Regions from separate parts of the Homo sapiens genome. Here regions 1 and 2 are each linked to region 3. Evidence: chromatin contacts called from ENCODE Hi-C or POLR2A ChIA-PET data. All regions are on one chromosome and are shown on one strand. Each heading gives the region's core, a stretch centred on a gene start or an enhancer-like site at or near the end of the contact. The rest is flanking DNA. Distances are from core to core; before and after follow the strand shown. Region 1 overlaps CPM (carboxypeptidase M). Region 2 has its middle 17 kb from the start of LYZ. Region 3 has its middle 88 kb from the start of CPSF6.

What was found. A loop is a pair of places that touch in the nucleus more often than their neighbours do. ChIA-PET counts read pairs that join two places held with the same protein, here RNA polymerase II (POLR2A). Pooled maps may share reads with other maps.
Region 1: a map of pancreas shows a loop between it and region 3 (2.2-fold over the local background). The contact joins two enhancer-like sites. A Hi-C loop is called at or near these places in 5 of 168 maps with a recorded cell type or tissue (Calu3, colonic mucosa, mammary epithelial cell and 2 more) and 6 of 50 pooled maps. POLR2A ChIA-PET finds 5 or more read pairs at or near these places in 2 of 52 experiments (SK-N-SH and activated CD4-positive, alpha-beta T cell).
Region 2: a map of HepG2 shows a loop between it and region 3 (4-fold over the local background). The contact joins two enhancer-like sites. A Hi-C loop is called at or near these places in 6 of 168 maps with a recorded cell type or tissue (B cell, Caco-2, GM12878 and 3 more), 7 of 37 single-sample maps with no recorded cell type and 8 of 50 pooled maps. POLR2A ChIA-PET finds 5 or more read pairs at or near these places in 8 of 52 experiments (A673, CD4-positive, alpha-beta T cell, CD4-positive, alpha-beta memory T cell and 4 more).

What each region holds. Positions count from the first base shown.
Region 1 is chr12:68,897,784-68,900,675 of GRCh38, forward strand. The region is part of intron 2 of CPM (carboxypeptidase M); the gene reads right to left. Among named protein-coding and RNA genes, the nearest start is that of CPM, 34 kb to the right of the region's middle. Within about 2 kb of position 1,573, at least 5 of the 41 ENCODE cell types and tissues checked have a DNase peak (open chromatin) inside an H3K27ac peak, as active enhancers do.
Region 2 is chr12:69,329,798-69,332,872 of GRCh38, forward strand. No RefSeq gene overlaps it. Among named protein-coding and RNA genes, the nearest start is that of LYZ, 17 kb to the right of the region's middle. RefSeq lists enhancers at 1,373-1,532, 2,373-3,075. Within about 2 kb of position 1,359, at least 18 of the 41 ENCODE cell types and tissues checked have a DNase peak (open chromatin) inside an H3K27ac peak, as active enhancers do.
Region 3 is chr12:69,149,808-69,152,668 of GRCh38, forward strand. No RefSeq gene overlaps it. Among named protein-coding and RNA genes, the nearest start is that of CPSF6, 88 kb to the right of the region's middle. Within about 2 kb of position 1,509, at least 3 of the 41 ENCODE cell types and tissues checked have a DNase peak (open chromatin) inside an H3K27ac peak, as active enhancers do.

The sequences.
Region 1 (2,892 bases), core at 323-2,822, 250 kb before region 3:
AGTTATTGTCCATTTGAGGTTTCTTTTTTTACAGTATGTCATGGACATTCCGGTTCAGTGTTGAGGTTTTGTTTCTTGCTGCCCTATTGGTCTCACTCCGTCAGCCAGGCAGGAATGCAGTGGTGCAATCATGGCTCACTATAGCCTTGACCTCCCAGGGCTCAAGTCAGCCACCTCAGCCTCCTGAGTATCTGGGACTACAAGCATGGACCACTACGCCTGGCTAATTTGTGTATTTTTTTTTTTTTTTTGTAGAGATGGGGTTTTGCCATGCTGTCTAGGCTGGTCTTGAAATCCTGAGCTCAAGCAATCCACCCACCTCAGCCTCCCAAGATGTTAGGATTACGGGCATGAGCCACTGTGCCTGGCCTGGTGTTCTTATTTGTTATGAGTGCCTGCAGGTGTCACAGAGCTGTAATTTAAGAAGAGGTTAATTCAGACCCCTTTTGACCCCAGAAAAGACAGTTTGTTGGAGGTCTGCACAGCCCTATTGTCTATTTATTGCTACCATAAGAACTCATCCTTTAGTGGCAAGGAATAATGGCAATTAATTTACTAGTTTCCCCATAAGCTACTGTGGAGAAGAAAGGCTTTTCTTTCAGTCATCCTACTTCCTGAGTTTTACCCTAAAAAGCTCTCATTCTAAAGTGAAGCAAGTGAGAGTCCAGAGTGAAGGATGCTTAGCTCCCAATAGCAGGAGAGGCCTTGAAGTTACCAAAATTAGGTTCCCTAACCGGAACATTTGGTGGATTAACAAAGGTGGACTACTTCTCACTAGTATCACTGTTTTGAGATTTAAATCTCAAAAATAGATCAGTAGTTTAGTAAAGACATCAAAACCAGCATTGAGCAGCACGTCACCTGCCTGAACACAGCATGTGAGATGAGATGATATACAGTATCCTCTTCAGGGCATCTGACATAATGATGAAATGTGCAGGTTCCAGAATCAAAGTGTCAGAGCTAAAACCCAGCTCTGTCACTTACTAGCCATGTGGTATTGGGCAAATTGCTTAATCCCTCTAAATGAATCAGTTTCCTCATCCATATTATGGGATTAACGGTACTTACCCTCATGGGGTTGTTGTGCTATCTCATTTAATTCTTACAAGCTTTAAAAATAGTGCCAGAAACATTGTAAGCACGTGTTTGTTTGAGGGCCTCAGGTGTACAAATTGGCTGATGACAAACTACTGGCCCTAGCAGATGATGTAGTATCAGACCAATTAAAGACAAATTTTCAATATAAACAGTGTACATAACATAGGGATAGACTGCCAATTTGTTATGCCAAGAGACAGCAGAAATGTATGTGCCAGAAGATCTGCACATCAGGTCAAATAGACTACCACTCACTGAAGTTAAAAAGAAAACTGGAGTGTGGATTCAGAAAGTGGAAGGGGCTATTTTGAGAGAACATGTCCTTCAAAATGTATTAGCACAAAAACTGTCACAAACATTCACACCACCAAGCATCAGGTAAATTACTTTTTCAACTCCAAGGACTGAATCTCATTCAGAATTCCCAGGCCCTAACAGCAGAGGACAGTGCTGAACTGGGAAGCCGCATGTTGCCATGAGGGCAGGGCAGAAAGCCAAGTCACCTCTGTTAACTGTGTTGAATCATTAACCATAAACACATTTTTCACAACATTTTCTTTCATGGCCTGTTCTCAAAATTATTGAGGACATCGTGTAGATTTTGACTATCTCAATGTTAATGAGCCTGGAAAGCATGTTAAGAATTTCCAGTCTGGTGCTGTCATGGAGAGACTCCAACTCATCACTGTAAGAGGGCAAGCCAAGAGCTTGTAGACAAGGAAATGGTTCATTAGGAATCAACCAATGACATAAAATTGGTTCAATATGAATCGGTCAATGCCAAAAAAAGGCAGGGGAACTGTCCTAGATTGTGAGACTGTAGACGATGGGTGAGCCTTGCTTGATTTGATTCTGGGAACTACTGGAGAACTTTAAAAATGCAGTATGTTGTTGGATATTACTGAGTTATTATTTTTAGTTTAATAATGATGTGTCATGATTAGGCAGTAAGAAGTCATGCTTAGGAGATGCATATTGGTGTTTTTTGGGATGATGTGACATGCCATTTATCACTTCTAATGGTTCAGTAAAATCAACAGATGGAGCTCATGAGAGAGATAAAGCAAATGTGGCAAAATATTAACAACTGGTGGATGTATATGAATAATGTGTGAGTGCTTATTTTACTATTTTTGTATTTTTTTCTATAGGACTGAAAATTTTCTAAATAAAAAGCTGGAGGGATCAAGAGAATGAAAAGGTAAGCCACAGACTTGGAGAAAATGTTTGCAAAAGACATGTCTGATGAAAGAGTTATCCAAAATACAGAAAGAATTCTGAAAACCCAACAATAAGAAAATAAACAACTCAATTAAAAAATGGACAAAAGATGGAAACAGCAGGCATTTCACCAAAGAAGATAAACAGAGGGCAAATAAGCATATGAAAAGATGTCATCATATGTCACATCATATGTCATCAGGGAAAGGCAAATTAAAACAACAATGAGATATCAATGCATTCCTATTAGAATGGCAAAAATTCAGAACACTGACAACACCAAATACTGGCGAGGATGTGGAGCAACAGGAACTCTCATTCATTGCTGGTGGGAATGCAAAATGGCCAATTTGGAAAGCAGTTTGCAAGTGTCTTACAAAACTAAACCTACTCTTGCCATATGATCCAGCAAACAAGCTCCTTGTTATTTAACAAAATAAACTGAAAACTTACGTCCATATAAAAATTATACAGCTATTTACATTTTTATTTATCATTGCCAAAACTTGAAAGGAACCAAGAGGTCCTTCAGTAGGTGAGGGGATAAATAACCTGTGGTACACTCAGACA
Region 2 (3,075 bases), core at 109-2,608, 180 kb after region 3:
TACATGTATATATCTTAGTTTCCCAAATTTAGGGATGTAACATCTGTTTGCCACAACTGATTAGGTTCCAATCCTCTAGGGTTAACACCTGTTGAAAGAGGGGCTGTGCCTGTGAGCTGGCAATCTGGGCACCGTCAGATAATTTGTTTAGCCAATCTCTGTATAAGTTGAAGTTGTTTAAGATGAGTTTCTCTAATTTTAGTAGAAAAATTGATGCAATTGGGTGGCTTGGTCTAGCAGTGATGTTACAACCTGAAGAGCTGCTTGATCATTGCCATAAGCCAATGGGCCAGGCAGAGAGCTGTGGGCTCGAATGTGTGTAATAAAAACAGGATGTGTACGTTGGTGTAGCAATTGCTGAAGTCGGAGAAAAAGAGCACACAGAGTGGTCTCCAGAGCTAACTTCATGCTGTAAAAGTTCTTTAATAAATAAACAGAGTAACCTCAGCTCTCTGAGTGCTAGTAAACTCTGAGTGATGGAATTGTGTGGTCTCTACTAGACTGCCGCTTTTCCATGTTTACCAGACCCATCAGTAAACAGTGTTAAAGCATTAGGTATGGGGAAGTGCAATACCGCTTCGAATTACCTTTTACTTAAAGGAATCCTGATGATATCAGGGTTATAACTTAGCAATTGACTGCATTAATCATTAAGATGGCAAGTTGAAATAAGTAACATGAAATTTAAAAAGAAAATCTGAAAGCATCTCTAGAAGCAGAAACTTAAATAATATACTTTAACCATGTGCTTAAAGCCACAGGCAGAACAGCTTAAATCTTGCAATTGAGTTTTCAAGCTGATCAAGTTTATGGACTTTAATCTGGCCAACAGTCTTGAAAACAGTGACCCAGTAGTTGGGAAACTGAATTCAGGACTCTTTTAGCAAGTAGAAATCAAAAGACTATCTAATCAGTGGGTTACGACAGTCATTCATGCATATGCTTTCACTACACTTACATACAACTTTTCTTCTAATTTAACAAATATGATTTAGTTAGGTTTAAAGTTCTCCTTTAAAGGGTAATGTGTGGTTTTACATGCCTAGCTTTTAACTACTCTTTAACTAATTCATCGGCCTTCTGTAATCTCTCTCCCTTCAGAGGTTACTGTTTTACCTAAATTGGATTTGGAGAGCTACGTCAGGGGTAGGAGAGAGAGAGCAACAGTGGCCATTATCAGAAAAGAGGTTTTTCAAATTCTTACATTTTACTTAAATTTTAGCAGAGAATTATAATCTGGGATGTCGCTTGTAAACAAGGAGCACTTGCCTTGGGTCACCTGCAGAGCTAGAGAGCTGAGCCGGCGGGTCCCTGGGCGGTAGCTGTTTTACTCTTGTAAAAGCGCTGCCTTTTGCCTGTGCTGGCTCTGTTTCTGTGAACTTCCGGGCTGCCGAGCCTTTCTTTTTATTTACTGCTTGCTCGGCTGCACGGCTTTCGGCTCCTAATGCCTTTTTTCTTATCTTTTTATAAACATACACCTGATTGCCTTGCCGATTCTGCATTACTGGGCAGAGTAAGAGCTCTGCTTCTAATGCTGCCCGCTTAAGACAGGGACTGATAGCTGTAGCATATCCTAGGTCTTTTTTCCTATCTATTGGAGGAGGAGGCTCAGGTATAAACCCCCGTTTCCTCTGTTATTTCGGCCCGGTGATATTAGGGTGGAGGGAAGAGGAGGTGATAAGGCAGGTGACATTTTCTCCTCCTTGCTCTTTTTAGGCTCTTCTGCGTGTAACAGAGCTAAGGCTGCTCTAATTAAAGCCTATAACGTTAAAGCTGTTACTGGGACCTGTTGCCTTTGCACATGTTAAGATTTCTCCCCATTTGTTCCCAGAGTTCTACGTCTAGCGTTCCTTCTTCCGGGAACCACGGGCTTGGGATCACAAGAGTTTGCATTGCAACAGTTTGTCTAGCATGGATGATTAGGTCCCTTAATTGAGCCTGTGAAACTGAGGCTCCGCTAGCCTTAAGTAACTGTTTTAATACTTTCATATAATGTTTCTGCTGTGCTAATAACTGTGGTCCCATGATGAAAACTCAGCTTGACCCAACTTCCCCCAGAACTTGGTAACTTTGAGTGGGCACCAATGACTTGCTGATTACTCACTGACTTGACCGCGCGGTTCCTTTCTTCACCTTTGTTTTCCGGGGGGTCCGTCGCTTTTCCTTCACGCTTCCTTCGCAGCTTTCCTCATGAGGGCAGTCCTCACTCTTCCTAGGCAGCTTGCCTCAGGAGGGGCTCCAACTGCGGGGAGTCTGTTTCTGCAGACCCCTGACTGGCCTCACACGGCTTTCCTCACAGGGCTTTCCTCACACGGGTTTCCTCACACAGGCCACCAGCTGAGGTATTGCTCCTCACACGTGAAGGCATTAGCCGCGGGGTCTGCCCTCAGACCCTGACCCAAACGACAGATGAATAAAACGTACACTGACACACAGATATTCTGTTTTGCCAGTCCAGCTGAGTGTCCAGCCGCCTGCACACCTAGAGAGGTTTGTCACTGTGGACGGCCCTGAGCAGCTCGAACTCCAGGCATTTATTTAGTATACAATTAACAACAGAAGCTTTGAGTAAACTTGAGTAAACACACTTTGAGTAAACTTGAGTAAACACACTTGTGGATAATTAACATGGTTAAGAGAGTAGTTCTAGGAATGATTAAAACTCAGGTACCACGGTCTCAGGTAAATACTATCAGGCCTCTCAGCCCAAGCTAAGCCAGATGGCCTGAAGCAACTGAAGATCCACAAAAGAAGTGAAAATAGCCTTAACTGATGACATTCCACCACAGTGATTTGTTTCTGCCCCACCCTAACTGATCAATGTACTTTGTAATCTCACCAACCCTTAAGAAGGTTCTTTGTAATCTCCCCACCCTTAAGAAGGTTCTTTGTAGTTCTCCCCACCCTTGAGAATGTACTTTGTGAGATCCACCCCCTGCCCACAAAACATTGCTCCTAACTCCACCGCCTATCCCAAAACCTTTAAGAACTAATGATAATCCACCACCCTTTGCTGACTCTCTTCAGACTTAGCCCACCTGCACCCAGGTGAAATAAACAGCCTTGTTACTCACA
Region 3 (2,861 bases), core at 259-2,758:
TTCTCTTTCAAAATCCAGACAAAGGAAATCCCTTCTACTTATGAAAGGGATTTGTGATTCTGGAACAGTGCCTGATAGTTCCAGAAAGTGTAACTCTAACTGGGCCCAGTGGCTCACACCTGTGATCCCAGCACTTTGGGAGGCCAAGGCAGGATGATTGCTTGAGCTCAGGAGTTCAAGACCAGCCTAGGCAATATAGTGAGACCTTGTCTCTACAAAACATAAAAAAAAATTAACTGGGTGTGATGGTACACACCTGTAGTCCTAGCTACTAGGGAGGCTGAGGTGGGAGGATTGTTTGATCCCAGGAGGTTGAGGCTGCAGTGAGCTGAGATCACACCACTGCACTCCAGCCTGGCTGACAGAGCAAAACTCTGTCTCAACAACAGCAACAAAAGTATAGCTCTTTTACTGAAACAACAACAATAAGTCAACCTGTCACTTGCAATTCAAACTGCCAGGAAATGCTAATAATTTGAACTGCCCAGTGTGCAATGCGTCTGTGTCACAGCATGTGACTGCAATGTTGCCTGTGGGGCAGGTTCATAAAGTCATGGTGAAGACACTCATTCTGGATTCACACTGATCTGGAATCCCAATCCAGGTCCACCAATTATGGTCTCTGTGAGCAAGTTACTTTTTTCCCAAAGACAAAATAAAATTAATTATATTACTTTCTTCATAGAGTCACGGTTAGGATTAACTGAGATAATTCACATTAAATCCCCAGCCCTGGCCTTGGCAAATAACAAGTGTGCAATAAATGTCAATTAATAAGTAAATGAGTTGACCTGGCAGCAGACATGGTGGTAAAGCAGGCTGGTGAGCCACACTTGGAGATGAACGAAAGTAATCCCTGTGCCATAGGAAACCAAGCCAGAATTCATGTTGCAGGTACGTAAAATGGCAGGGCATGCCCCACTTATCCAGTACATCCAAAAATGTTCCTGGCTAATTTTAAGAGTTACTCAATCAATGACAGACTTTAAGGATAATTGAATGTTCTTTGTTTCTCTTGGCAAAATCACAATTTGCAGAATTCTATTTGGCAAGAGACATAGTCCAAAGTTCTTTTCTTTTTTTAAGGAAAATTATTTCAATCACAAGAAGTAGATTGCATGGGACAACCTGTGAGAGTCCTTTCAGGTCAAAACATTCTACATCTCTAACAGCATTGTGCACTGGCATGGAACACATGGTAGAAGGAACGTTCCTGGGCTGTGGGGTTGGACAGACCCGAGCCTGGCCTCCTCCTCTGCATGCAGCTTGATCAAGGTCTATCCTTTCTCTGAGTCTCTCTCATCTGCATAAATGGGGAGAGTAATACCTACCTTAGAGGATTGTTGTGAGAATTAAATGAGAGTATTACATATAAAAGTGCCTGGGATAGTTCTAGGCACATGGTAGATAATGAATAAATGGGAATATTTCTACCTTGCTCTCCAAAGTCACTCAGCAGAGTTACCTGAGACTACGAACCTCCCAGGAGAGCTGTTTACTTAGGGAATTACAGCTGCGGGTGAGACTTTGCCATTTGAGTGTGTTCCCTGTGGGACATATCACTTAAATAGCCCGTTGAGACTTTTTTTTTTTTTAAGAGGAAACGGGTTGAAGAGGGTAAGTCAGTGGTGGAAACTTACGGGTTGGAATGTAGGCACTGGTTAGCTGGCTGCTTTGAGGACATCAGGCTACCCTATATTCCTCCATCCACCCGCCCATTCAATAAATTTTTATTGAACACAAATTCTGTGTTAGCATCAGGCTTGAGGCTAGGGATACAACAGTGAAGAATAAACAGTCCCTGCCCTTAAGAGTTCACAGTCCACTGGGAGAAACAGACAAGAACACAAGCAATTAAGATATAGCCCATTGTGGTCAACGCCAAGGGAGGGGAAGTATAGAATGCCATGGACATGATGAGAACAAGACATGTGCTTTAACTTGTACTATTTTCAATGTACTCAGTGAGGGGTGAGGAAAAACAGATGTTTAAACTATTTTTTTAAAGACTGATATATTAAACACTGGTACATCCATTACAACACTTAAAAAATAAAACACTACAAGGCTGGACACAGTGGCTCACCACTATAATCCCAAGCACTTTGGGAGGCCAAGTGAGGAGGATCACTTGAGGCCAAGAGTTCAAGACCAGCCTGGGCAACACAGGGAGAATTTATCTCTATTTAAAATTTAAAATTTTACAAATCAAGTCATAAACATTAGCTGGGCATGGTGGTGTGTGCCTGTGTTCCCAGCTACTTGGGAGGCTGAGGTGGGAGGATTATTTAAGCCCAGGAGTTTGAAGTTGCAGTGAGCTATGATGGTGCCACTGCCCTCCAGCCTGGGTGACAGAATGACACCGTTATCTCCAAAAAAAGAGTGTTATTTGCTTTGGTAGACCTGGAGCAGATTTTCATATCCAGTTATGTAAGCAGTTGGGTTTCCAGTGATGTTTTAATGCAGTCATTGGTGGACACACTCTGGGAAGCTCTGGCTATGAGAGCACATAAAGTCCGCCCCCTGCTCCGGACATGAGGTTTAAAAATCTTTCCACACCACTGGATGGAAATGTGGATGATTGGTAGAAATTACCCAACTAACGGTTAGAGGTGGAAAGGAGTGACGGCACTATTTCAGGCATAATAAGAAGTATCAGAAGTGAGAAAAAACATGGAATATTTGAGATACTAAATGGCACTTATTTAAATGACATCAATTGCTGGGGCATAGAATTGAAGTGGGAAGTGTCGACATACAAGCCAGAGGAGACAAATATAGGAGAAACTCTGTCAGAGACTGTCCCACACTACAGAATACATTTATGGAAAATAATTAGAGCATGCACAAGTGTGCAGAAA